Regions from separate parts of the Homo sapiens genome. Here region 1 is linked to region 2. Evidence: chromatin loops called from intact Hi-C (ENCODE). Cell type or tissue: Calu3. All regions are shown on one strand. Links, peaks and the distances in the headings refer to the core of each region. The heading gives the core; the rest is flanking DNA.

Evidence for each region. Hi-C counts contacts between places; a loop is a spot of excess contacts. Peaks named below come from ENCODE experiments on the same cell type or tissue, not always from the same donor. Only the 100,000 strongest peaks of a DNase experiment are listed, where the experiment ranks them.
Region 1: a loop joins it to region 2, with 4 times the contacts of the local background. A loop is called at or near these places in 4 of 110 quality-filtered maps.

What each region holds. Positions count from the first base shown.
Region 1 is chr11:88,314,318-88,319,709 of GRCh38, forward strand. All of the region lies in intron 2 of CTSC (cathepsin C), which reads right to left. Among named protein-coding and RNA genes, the nearest start is that of CTSC, 21 kb to the right of the region's middle. In Calu3, for the core only: no CTCF peak of the experiment used is centred there; a DNase peak (open chromatin) is centred at 2,754.
Region 2 is chr11:88,534,462-88,539,853 of GRCh38, forward strand. All of the region lies in intron 8 of GRM5 (glutamate metabotropic receptor 5), which reads right to left. Among named protein-coding and RNA genes, the nearest start is that of GRM5-AS1, 33 kb to the left of the region's middle. In Calu3, for the core only: no CTCF peak of the experiment used is centred there; no DNase peak of the experiment used is centred there.

The DNA.
Region 1 (5,392 bases), core at 210-5,209, 220 kb before region 2:
TAAACTACACTTAAAGTTAAAATTACCTTATTGCATCTGACTCTCTGAATTCAAATCATATTTAGGGGGAGAGTTAAAAATGTATGGCTTTAGAATCCAGAAAAACTGGACTTGAATTGTGGGAATCACCACTCACTGTGTTATATAGCACAGGAAAAGTTACTCTGGGCTACTCATATCCGCATCTTGCTTTTATCTTTGGTGATATTCATGATATTCTCTTTTTTTCAGACAGAGTCTCACTCTGTTGCCCAGGCTGGAGTACACTGGCGAGATGTCGGCTCACTGCAACCTCCGCCTCCCAGGTTCAAGCGATTCTCCTGCCTCAGCCTCCCAAGTAGCTGCGACTACAGGCATGTGCTACCAGGCCTGGCTAATTTTTGTATTTTTAGTAGAGATAGGGTTTCACCATGTTGGCCAGGCTGGTCTCAAACTCCTGACCTGAGGTGATCTGCTTCCTTCAGCCTCCCAAAGTGCTGGGATTACAGGTGTGAGCCACTGTACCCAGCTGGTTGTTCATGATATTCTGGATCCCATATGTCTGCTTCTAGTGAAGAATGGCTTCACTAGCATGAGTTCAGTTCCCAACTACTCAAGTCCCTGCTAAAACCCTACTCAATATGATGACCATGGAAACAAAGACCCAGGACATTGTTGGGCAGCAATATGAGAGGGTGTGTTGTGTGAAAAGGTTAATAAAATTAACTTCATACTAAACTATGTAAAACTTCTACTTTGGTAGATCGAAACAGTGTAACATGGTAACTTTATAGGATGCAACCTAAACTCCATAAAGTTGTATTATGTACTTCTCTCTGGCACTGGCTCTTGATCCTATTCTCTTCTCCTTGGTTGCATGCTGGTAAGGCAGGCCAGGTAGGGTTAGGCCGATGCTCCCTCCCACCTCTGCTGTTTGAGGAAGCAGTCTGACAATGTTTCCAGAGTTCTTAAGAGCTACTTTATAGATATTGACACACATACACAAACAAAATGCTACACACAGGAAGACATTCACTGCAGTATAACACAAGTTAAAAATAAAAACAATAGAATGTCCTAGAAAATGCCCAAATTTAAAAAGTATTAGGTAAACAATTTATTCAAAGGAATAATGTGTAACATTGTATATGATAAACCTGAGTTCTATAGGAAAGGGGTGAGCAAACTAAAATTGGAGAAGACTGCCTATTTCTATAAATATAGTTTTACTGGAGAACAGCATGCCCATTCATTTATACATTGTCTATGGCTACTTTTGTGCCACAATGGCAGAGATTTCATACTTTATAAATATTGTACAGATTACTCATAAATCTTACAGGTTCAAGAGAACACAGAAATGATATAGTCTTGGGGGACAAAAAAAAGACCTAAGGAAGTGGTGGAACTAGAACTAAGCATCCTACCCAATGCCATCCTCCACTTCTTCCTACAATTTGTCTTCTCACGAAGAGCCAGAGAGGTAAACAATTACTAAAATCACTGACGGGAGATACCCAGAAATGACAGAAAAGGCTTTTTTTTAAACCCAAAGGGCTTCCACCTATATTATTTGAGCCTCACGATAATCTCTTTGGGATAAAATTTCTTTCTAATGAAGAAAAGGTGACTCTGCAAAATTAAATGGAGAGGAAAGGATTCAAATACAGGTTTACATGTTACAAAGGTCATTGCTTTATCCATTGTATTCTCTAAAAAAAAAAAGGTGCAGAGAATTAACTGACTCATGAGTCACGTTCAAATTGTTGCCCAAGGCCTTTAAAGGGCTGCCTAAAATTTCTAGCAGTCCTCATAGGTGTTCTCCCATTCTTCAGGTACCTATGTTGCCTTGGCTCTTTCAGTCTTTTTACCATGCCTGCCTAGGGTTTTTGACGCAGAACAGAAAGAAAGAATAATGCCTTCAGGCCTAGACTGCCTAGACTGCTCTGCCACTGATTGGCTGTGTGATCCTGAGCAAGTCACGTTCCTCTCTGTACTTTCAGTTTCCTCATCTTTAAAACAGGAGCAATGGCCAGGTACAGTGGCTCATGCCTTTAATCCCAGCACTTTGGAACGCCGAGGTTGGGGGAATCACTTGAGGCCAGGTGTTTTGAGGTTACAGTGAGCAATGATCCAGCCACTGAACTCCGGCCTGGATGACAGAATCAGATCCATTCTCTAAATAAATAAATAAATAAATAAATAAATGAAGCAGGGATGATAATTACAGACTATATCTCATGGGCTGTGTTTTATGTATACTAACTCATTTATTTTTCACGATAGTCTATCAGGTTGTTCTTTCCACAAAAACATAACTATGACAATAGGATTTTTGTTTATTCAGTACCTAGAAAACTATCTGGCACTAGGAAGTAATTAACTACTAAATGAGTGAATAAATGAATAACAGAAGAGGAAGAACAACAAATGTCAAGTCCTATTTCAACAGTTAACAAGGCACTGAGAATAGGTAAGTTTATAATTAACAGAGGTGTGGTGATGCCAATATATCACAATGTCTGACAGTCCAAATCACAGTATTACTTCAGAAGTGCAAATGTTCCTCTCCAAAGCTGCTTCCCTATTTGTAATTTTAGGTTGACCTAGAAGTTCCAAAAATTTCCCTTCAAGCTTTCTAATTGCAAATCCTTATATCTGTGGTTGTCTTAATTTTTTTTTTTTTTCAAGATGGAGTCTTGTTCTGTCACCCAGGCTGGAGTGCAGTGGCGCGATCTCAGCTCACTGCAACCTCCGTCTTCCGGGTTCAAGCAATTCTCCTGCCTCAGCCGCCTGAGTAGCTGGGATTACAGGCATGCGTCACCACGCCCGGCTAATTTTTGTATTTTTAGTAGAGACAGGGTTTCGCCATGTTGGCCAGGCTGGTCTTGAACTCCTGACCTCAGGTGATCCGTCTGCCTCGGCCTCCCAAAGTGCTGGGATTACAGGCATGATCCACCACGGCCAGCCTTCTTATTTAATATTCATAAAGCCAGTAATTCTTAATAGACACACTATTTATATGAGTAATCCTAAAAAACTACAACTTTGTTTTTGTTGTTATAACTTAAACCCTACACATTCCATTAAATTGATGGAATTATTTTCCCTTTTAAAATTTTATTTTATACTATTCTTACAATCTGAAATAATGTATCAATTTTAGAACCTGAAATTATTCTGTAAAAGTACAGAGCTGCAATGCCACTCTGCACGACAACAACTTAGTAAAAGAGAGGCATTTACCAGCGGGGAAGCCAAGTACGCAGTACCTTAAGGGGGACCATCCACTGTACCCCTGTGATTTTCTTGATTTGAATGTTTTCGGGGTATGTCATTTTTTCCTGTGAAATACTTCTTTTGTGATTTCTGACGTTGTATCACCAATTAAGAAGTTGAAGTTTTGACCCCGCTATCCAGCTTGAAATGCAGCCAAAAAATTTTTCTGAGTTTTCACTTATATAAACATCAGTCTCTGAAGACTGCCTTGCACAGATGAGATAATTTAAGTTTCCATTCATTTATGCTAATTTCTACTGCAACAAATAGATAATTTCCTAAAATATGAAGATCAAGCCCTAGTATTTAAGTTTAAAAAACTATTATGATTCAATAACTATCCATTTGCTTCTTCAATATTACCATTAAGTTGCCACACATTCTCAAAATATCCCTTCTTCAATTTCCCACTCATTTTATCAGCTATCCAATTAGATATACCTAGTCATAGGGAAATTTTGGAATTGAAGTTATTTTTGGGAACTGAAGTTATTTATCTTGGATCTTTTACTTGACTGCTTTTTGACACTGAGGAGAGGGAAAAAAAAATTCCTTAAACCTGTTCTACTGTTTTCTTGATTAATAATATACTTAGCCAATGTCTGAATACTTACTTTACATAACAAACTTGGCTAGAAGACAGAGGCAGTTTAGTAAAGTGGACTCCGCCCTTTAAATCCAGTCTGTCACTTATCATTTACGTAACCTTGAGCAAGTCAAAACTAGTGAGCCTCAGTTACTTTATCTGAAAGTAGGAATGATATCTATAATTGATACTACTTTACTGGACTGCTATGAAAGATATAGATGAAATTGAAGTTGGAAGAGTTAAAAAGTTATACAACATTAAACAAGTGACTATACTAACATTACCATCATTACCATGAAGGATACTTCATCCATGCCTTCATAGAACTTATATTCTATCCAAAACTGCCAACTGGGCAGCTGACACTGGGACCTATCCTTTCAACCAGTGGTTTCCAGCGGAACATTGGAAACAAAGTATTGTAACTCCCATATATATTTCTAACATAAAAATACAATTGGCCAGGCGCAGTGGCTCATGCCTGTAATCCCAACACTTTAGGAGGCTGAGGCGGGTGGATCACCTGAAGTCGGGATTTTGAGAGCAGCCTCACCAACATGGTGAAACCTTGTCTCTACTAATAATACAAAAATTAGCCTGGCATAGTGGCACACGCCTGTAATCCCAGCTACTTGGGAGGATGAGGCAGAAGAATCCTTTGAACCTGGGAGGTGGAGATTGCAGTGAGCTGCAACCATGTGCCATTGCACCCCAGCCTTGGCAAAAAGAGGGAAACACCGGCTCAAAAATAAATAAATAAATAAATAAACTAATTAAATTGAAAACTTCCACTATTATTTAATATATGAAACAACATTGGTGTGCCCATCAGATCTAATATCAGATGTTCATCTGTTATGTACAGTGTGCTAGTAAGTCCCTATAAGATAGTTAAGGCACAGCATATTCCCTTTTTCACATCTGCCTGCTTAAACTGACTTGAGCATCTTATCTGAATTAATCAGGCTAACACTCATAAAATGAACAAGTAGTTTAAAATATACTTGCAAAGAAACAAGGATTTGCAAATACTAATGATGCAAACATAAGAAAATGGCAGTTTTTTTATAATTACCCTATTCTGACTTCTGTCAAACATGTTGACAGAAGTTTTTAAAAACAGATGTTTTGAAATGGTTCCATCACTATAATATTTTTTTTAGTCCTAGACATCAATAAAGCAAATGTTTCAGTTAAAATTTGTCTATTAAAATTGTCATCCCTAATACCAATTGATAATTATTCTAAATCCTTCTAAAGCTGTGACACTTTCATACTTTTAACAAAAATGTGTCAAAATCTACTGAAATTCTTTAAGATTTTAAAACACATCAGAAAATTTTGTTTCCAAATGTTGAAAATTTACAGTCATGAAAATTATCAGTAACAGGGACTCTAACATTACTTTTGGCAACAAAATCATAATAATGAAGAATATTTTACATTATTTTCAAATGATATCTTCTTAAAATATATTTTGGGTAGGGCACAATTTTATGACATTAATAAAGTATTTAATCGCTTAATATTTCACATTTTATAACA
Region 2 (5,392 bases), core at 78-5,077:
GACTTACATGGGACCTGTCACCCCTTTGTTTTGGCCAATTTCTCCCATCTGGAATGGCTGTATTTACCCAATTCCTGTACACCCGTTGTATCTAGGAAGTAACTAACTTGCTTTTGATTTTACAAGCACATAGGTGGAAAGGAGTTGCCTTGTCTTGGAAGAGACTTTGGACTGTGCACTTTTGAGTTAATGCTGAAATAATTTGAGACTTTAGGGGACTGTCAGGAAGGCATGATTGGTTTTGAAATGTGAAGTTATGAGATTTGGGAGGGGCTGGGGCAGAATAATATGGTTTGGCTCTGTTTCCCCACACAAATTTCATCTTCACTTGTACTCCCATGATTCCCATGTGTTGTGGGAGGGACCTTGTGGGAGATAATTGAATCATGGGGGCAGTTTCCCCTATACTGTTCTCATGGTAGTGAGTAAGTCTCACAAGAGCTGATGGTTTGATAAGGGGAAACTTGTTTTGCTTGGCTGTCATTCTCTCTTTGCCTGCTGCCATCCTTGTAAGATGGGACTTGCTTCTCCTTGCCTTCTGCCATGATTGTGAGGCTTCCCCAGCCATGTGGAACTGTAAATCCAATTAAACCTCTTTCTTTTGTAAATTGCACAGTCTCGGGTATGTCTTTATCAGCAGCATGAAAACGAACTAATACAGTTACATGGAAGATACTTATTTTTTTAAGATATTTGCCTTTCCTTTGCATTGTCACATTCTTCTTAACAAGCCATCCCATCCTTACCTTCACGATGTAGACACTGATTAGACTAAGATGATAATAGTAATTATCAGATTCACTTGCCACTTTACTCATCAGTTTTAGCCAATGATCATGGGAGAGAGTCTTCTGGAGACTTCTGAGAACGATTTCTTTAGTATTAATAAAACACTGGAAAACATAGTCTCTTTTTCTGTGGACAGTGGTCTGGATGTGATACCTGACAATGCTCCAACCATATGGCAGGCATGAGAGAAGCTAAGCCAACATTTCAAAAACTGTGGTCCAGTGATTCAGTGGTAGACTGGAAAGGTCGAAATAAGTAGGTCCTTGAGCCATTGTGTCCTTTGAGCTACTGAATTAGCCTTTTTAGTGTCAGAAATTCTTTTTATGTGAGATTAATTTGTTATCATTTAAGCCACTTTGAGTTAGGTTATAGACTTTCTGAGGCTGAAATCCTCCTATCTGCTATACTTGGTTTCATTAGTTTTTCTTCCAAAACTGAGTCTAAGAATTTCTGAAATTGTTATAGCATTTACTTAGGTTTGACTGTTTATAAATACTGTGTGTGTCTCTCTGTGTGTGTACACATGTGTGTGAGTGTATATATATGATGAATCTAAAGAAGTTACTACTAACAAATACTTTAGTGTTACTTAGATGTTTGTGTTCTTTTAAATAATGCTCCTTTCTGTATGTACCATTTATATAAAATAAGTGTGAGAGTTAATAAGTTAGATTTGTAAGGAGCAAAAAAGAGAGAGATCGATTGGGTAAAACAAAGTATTATTTTCTCAATAATCCACACTTAGAGAAAGCCTAAACAATTGGTCCTTATAATCATGGAAGAAACACCCTTGTTCATTTCCTGAAAGCTATGCTAGTTACAGTCATAACCAGTTACTGTGGGTTTAGTGTTACATTCTTAAACTGATTAGGTCATGGGAAATGATTCAGCTCATAGTACTGAAGCCTTATAACTACTCTGAAAACGCTTTTGTTCACATATATTGAAGAATTGGCATGGGCTTATACATATTTAACAAAAATTGTTTGCAATTATCTTTTGTGTAATTTGAATAAGAAGGTGTCACACACACAAAAAAGAAAATGAACCTCAGTGGGCTTATGTGCTTATTCCTTATTAGTCAGTGACAGATCCATATACAAGTAATCCTGGCTCAACTCAGTGATGATTTAGGAGTTCTTTCCAGCCACCATCTTCTTTGAGACCAGTTATAGCAAATTTTGGAGCCAGTTTTTATTTGTTAGCTCTCTCTTTCCCTTTGCCTCCCTGCCTTGAGACAGAATTTTTCTGACTTTAGTTTTTAATCTTGACTTTGCTGTAGTTATTGTATCCACTCCCCCTTTGTACCAACACAAAGCTTTATAACAGCTTTGAGCACATTCAATTCTGTTCCCATGTTGGTTCCTTGAACACCAGCCAAGACCTCAGCTTTTCGACCTCAGGTGAAATTTGGATCAAACATCTACCTCTAGATGATATCTTTAGTGATCACCCAGAAACACAGTTTATAATTTTAAAACATCTTAGGGAAAATATATGAGGTAGAATGCTGCACATTGCATCTTATTCTACAGATTTATTGCCACATTCCTTTTGGGACCATCCTAATTTTGGATCTTGGCAGTCATAAAGTGAAGAGAGAAACTATGGTGTAATATACTTTTGAATAGCATTCACATTATTATAGAAAAACTTTCCCTATATCATTTAATTTTCTTAACAAACTCAGGAATATAATTATCCCCATTCAGCAGATAAGGAAACTGGCTCAGAAAGCTTCACAATTTGGTCAAGACCCCATAGCTTGTAAGTCTCAGAAGTGCCACTAGAAACCAGATGTTTTACCTCCAAATCTCATGCTCTTCATTAACAACTTACTTTTTCTTTATTTCATGCTTAAAAACCCCTTATTTAAATAATCTGATGGCACATTTGAGAGACTGAAAAGGTCGTACATGAAGTTAATAGTGTATACTTAGTGGAGCTAGGCTTTGAGCACAATATACGCTTATTTTTTAAAAGGTCAAATTTGACTACATAATGGTCAAGTGGAATAAATCACCCTCTGGGCCCCTTGTTAACATGCAAACAGATTGGCATTTCTCTGGCTGGAGTTTTCCTAGACAGAAATACACCAAAAATCTGAAGGCTGTAAAAGAGGCATCACTAAGAAGAGCTGACAATCAGTTTCGATGTGTGGGATACAGTGTGATAGCAGAAGACAGACAGGGACGAGATGGTAGAATATTTTAACAACTTCAGAGTGTTACAAAGAGAGCTGAAGGAAAGCCCAAGTCAGCCTTCCAAGTCTAATTGATCAGAGGAAAATTCTAGATGAAGGCAGAAGGGAAGTCATTATGGATCTTTAGGTTAGAGGGAAACAGTGAAGCCAAATTTAAAAAGATCAATATTATGCAGTACTATTGCAAGGTAATTCCTTTCTTCAATATCATCTCTCAACCTTCTATCTATCTATATATGTAAATATATTGGAATGATTTACTAGATATTCCATCAGATCTTGTGGTCTCCGTGCGCAGAAAAACATCTTTTGCACAGACTTGAAATGTCAACTTGATTCCTTCAGATAAATCAGATTAAAAACAAAAACTGAGCATGATTAATAGCTCCAGAAACTAATGGCAAAGTGAAGATAAGCTGCAAAATGATTTGAGAAATTGCCAGGTAACATATTTCACTGTGTTCTGTGAAAATAATGGAAAGGTAAAAGCTGAAAAGTGGGGAAGCAATGCAAATAAGGAATTAAAAAGTAAAAAATCAGCTGTATTGACTTAGTAATTCTAGGAATTTATTCTAAGGAAACAATTCAACATAAGCTCAAAGGTTTCTGCACAAAGATTTTTTCCTTCAATGTTATAGAAAACAGAAAAAAAAAAAAACCTCAACAAAAAAGAACAAACCAACCACGGGAGAATAGTTTAATAAATTACAGCATAGCAATATTATGGAAATGTGTTAAATTTTGTATTGAGTAAAGCCTTTCATTTAGCTTCTGAAGAATTCCCAAAGGATGTATTTTAATCCTACTTATGATGAGAGCTTGTTTTCAGATATGAATCATCATAAGTCATTGCCATTTTATTGTGTACTTTCCTTCAACATTACTATTTGTTACACAATCAATAGAAATTCAGGAAGATACAGATTTCAAAACCAATCCTAAGGTGCTTTACAAGCTTTATACAACATCCTCAATAGGGAAAACTTTTCAGGGAGGAACAAAATGTTAACTATAAGAAGGGTCTCCATAGGAAACATTTCATTATGGCATTAATTAAAAGTTGCTAGTTTCTATCTTATAGGACTGAGGAATTTTCAGACAGATAACCTTACTATTTCTAAAGAGAGATAGGTAGTTTTCCAACAGAGATTTTTCCTCACATTTTTATACATGAACAATTGGAAATGCAGTGAAGTCAGATGAAGCTAGATAATAAATGTAATAAGAGCCATCACTTACTGAGCACTTGGAATGTTCCAGACACAATTCTAAGTCCCTGAATTTACTGATTTAATCATTACAACAGTCTTTTGAGTTAGGTACTATTATTATTCCTACTTTACAAATGAAGAACTAGGACACAGGAGATCAAGTGATTTGCCCAGGTTACTAGAATGGTCAACTGTGAGGTAAATTGCTTCTCACTAAAATGCTGGCTACAAATAGTAGCTGTGCCATTTGTTAAACCTAGTTCTGTCTTTAAATGGCCTAAGGGATACAGGTAACTGTACTATTTTTCAAACCTTATCATTTTTTTTCCCCATAATCTCCTTGGCTTGAGACACTGCCTATGCTTTTACTTGAGCCCTTTCTACCCTTTTGGATAGGAAGACTGATTCCTCTGTGATACTAACTTTGATTAAAATTTGCACCAGCAACTAAATTTTCTCAGTCTGGGGACTGATGGAGCTTAAACCTCAGTGGTGCTCGATGGAAGCAGATTTGCTCTAAAGCTGATGGAGTATCAGGGTCCCTCACTCACAGATGCCCCTGGCAAGGCCCTGTTTCTATTTTTGTATTCACATTTTGTAATCTTTTTCTTAAATAAAGCTCCCCAAGTGGAAGGAACTTTAGGTCTCACAAAGCCTGGATCTACTTGTTTACCAGAGTTTGCCTTTGACCCATAAGGGAATCATAAACTGTGTTTATGTTCATAGGGTTAGTTATGCTTTCTGAGTTACAATTTCTCCATATATACAATGGAAATATTGAGGATCAGGTAAGACAATTCATGTAAAATGCTTGATTTTATAGTTGTTTCATAATGTTCCTTTCATATCTGTCATTTTCTTCTGTACTAATAACTTCTATAACCAGGCAGGCTTCTCCCAGATAGCTCTGATACAAAATATTTGTCCTGTTTCCTCCACACACCCCCTAATACTTATGAAATAGTGCTTCCTCATACGAGACATAACCAATATAATCTCTATTAATTCTTTTAAGTTAATGCATCTTTGATTTTCTTACCTCCATCTGGACCTACCTCCATCTGGACCTACTTCCATCTGGATCTGTCTGCTCCCACATACCCTAATTTACGCTGCTGCGATTTAGGCTGGATTTGAAAATGATGTAGAGACAAATGATGCTCTTCTCTTTACTTGTCTCAGCCTGTCT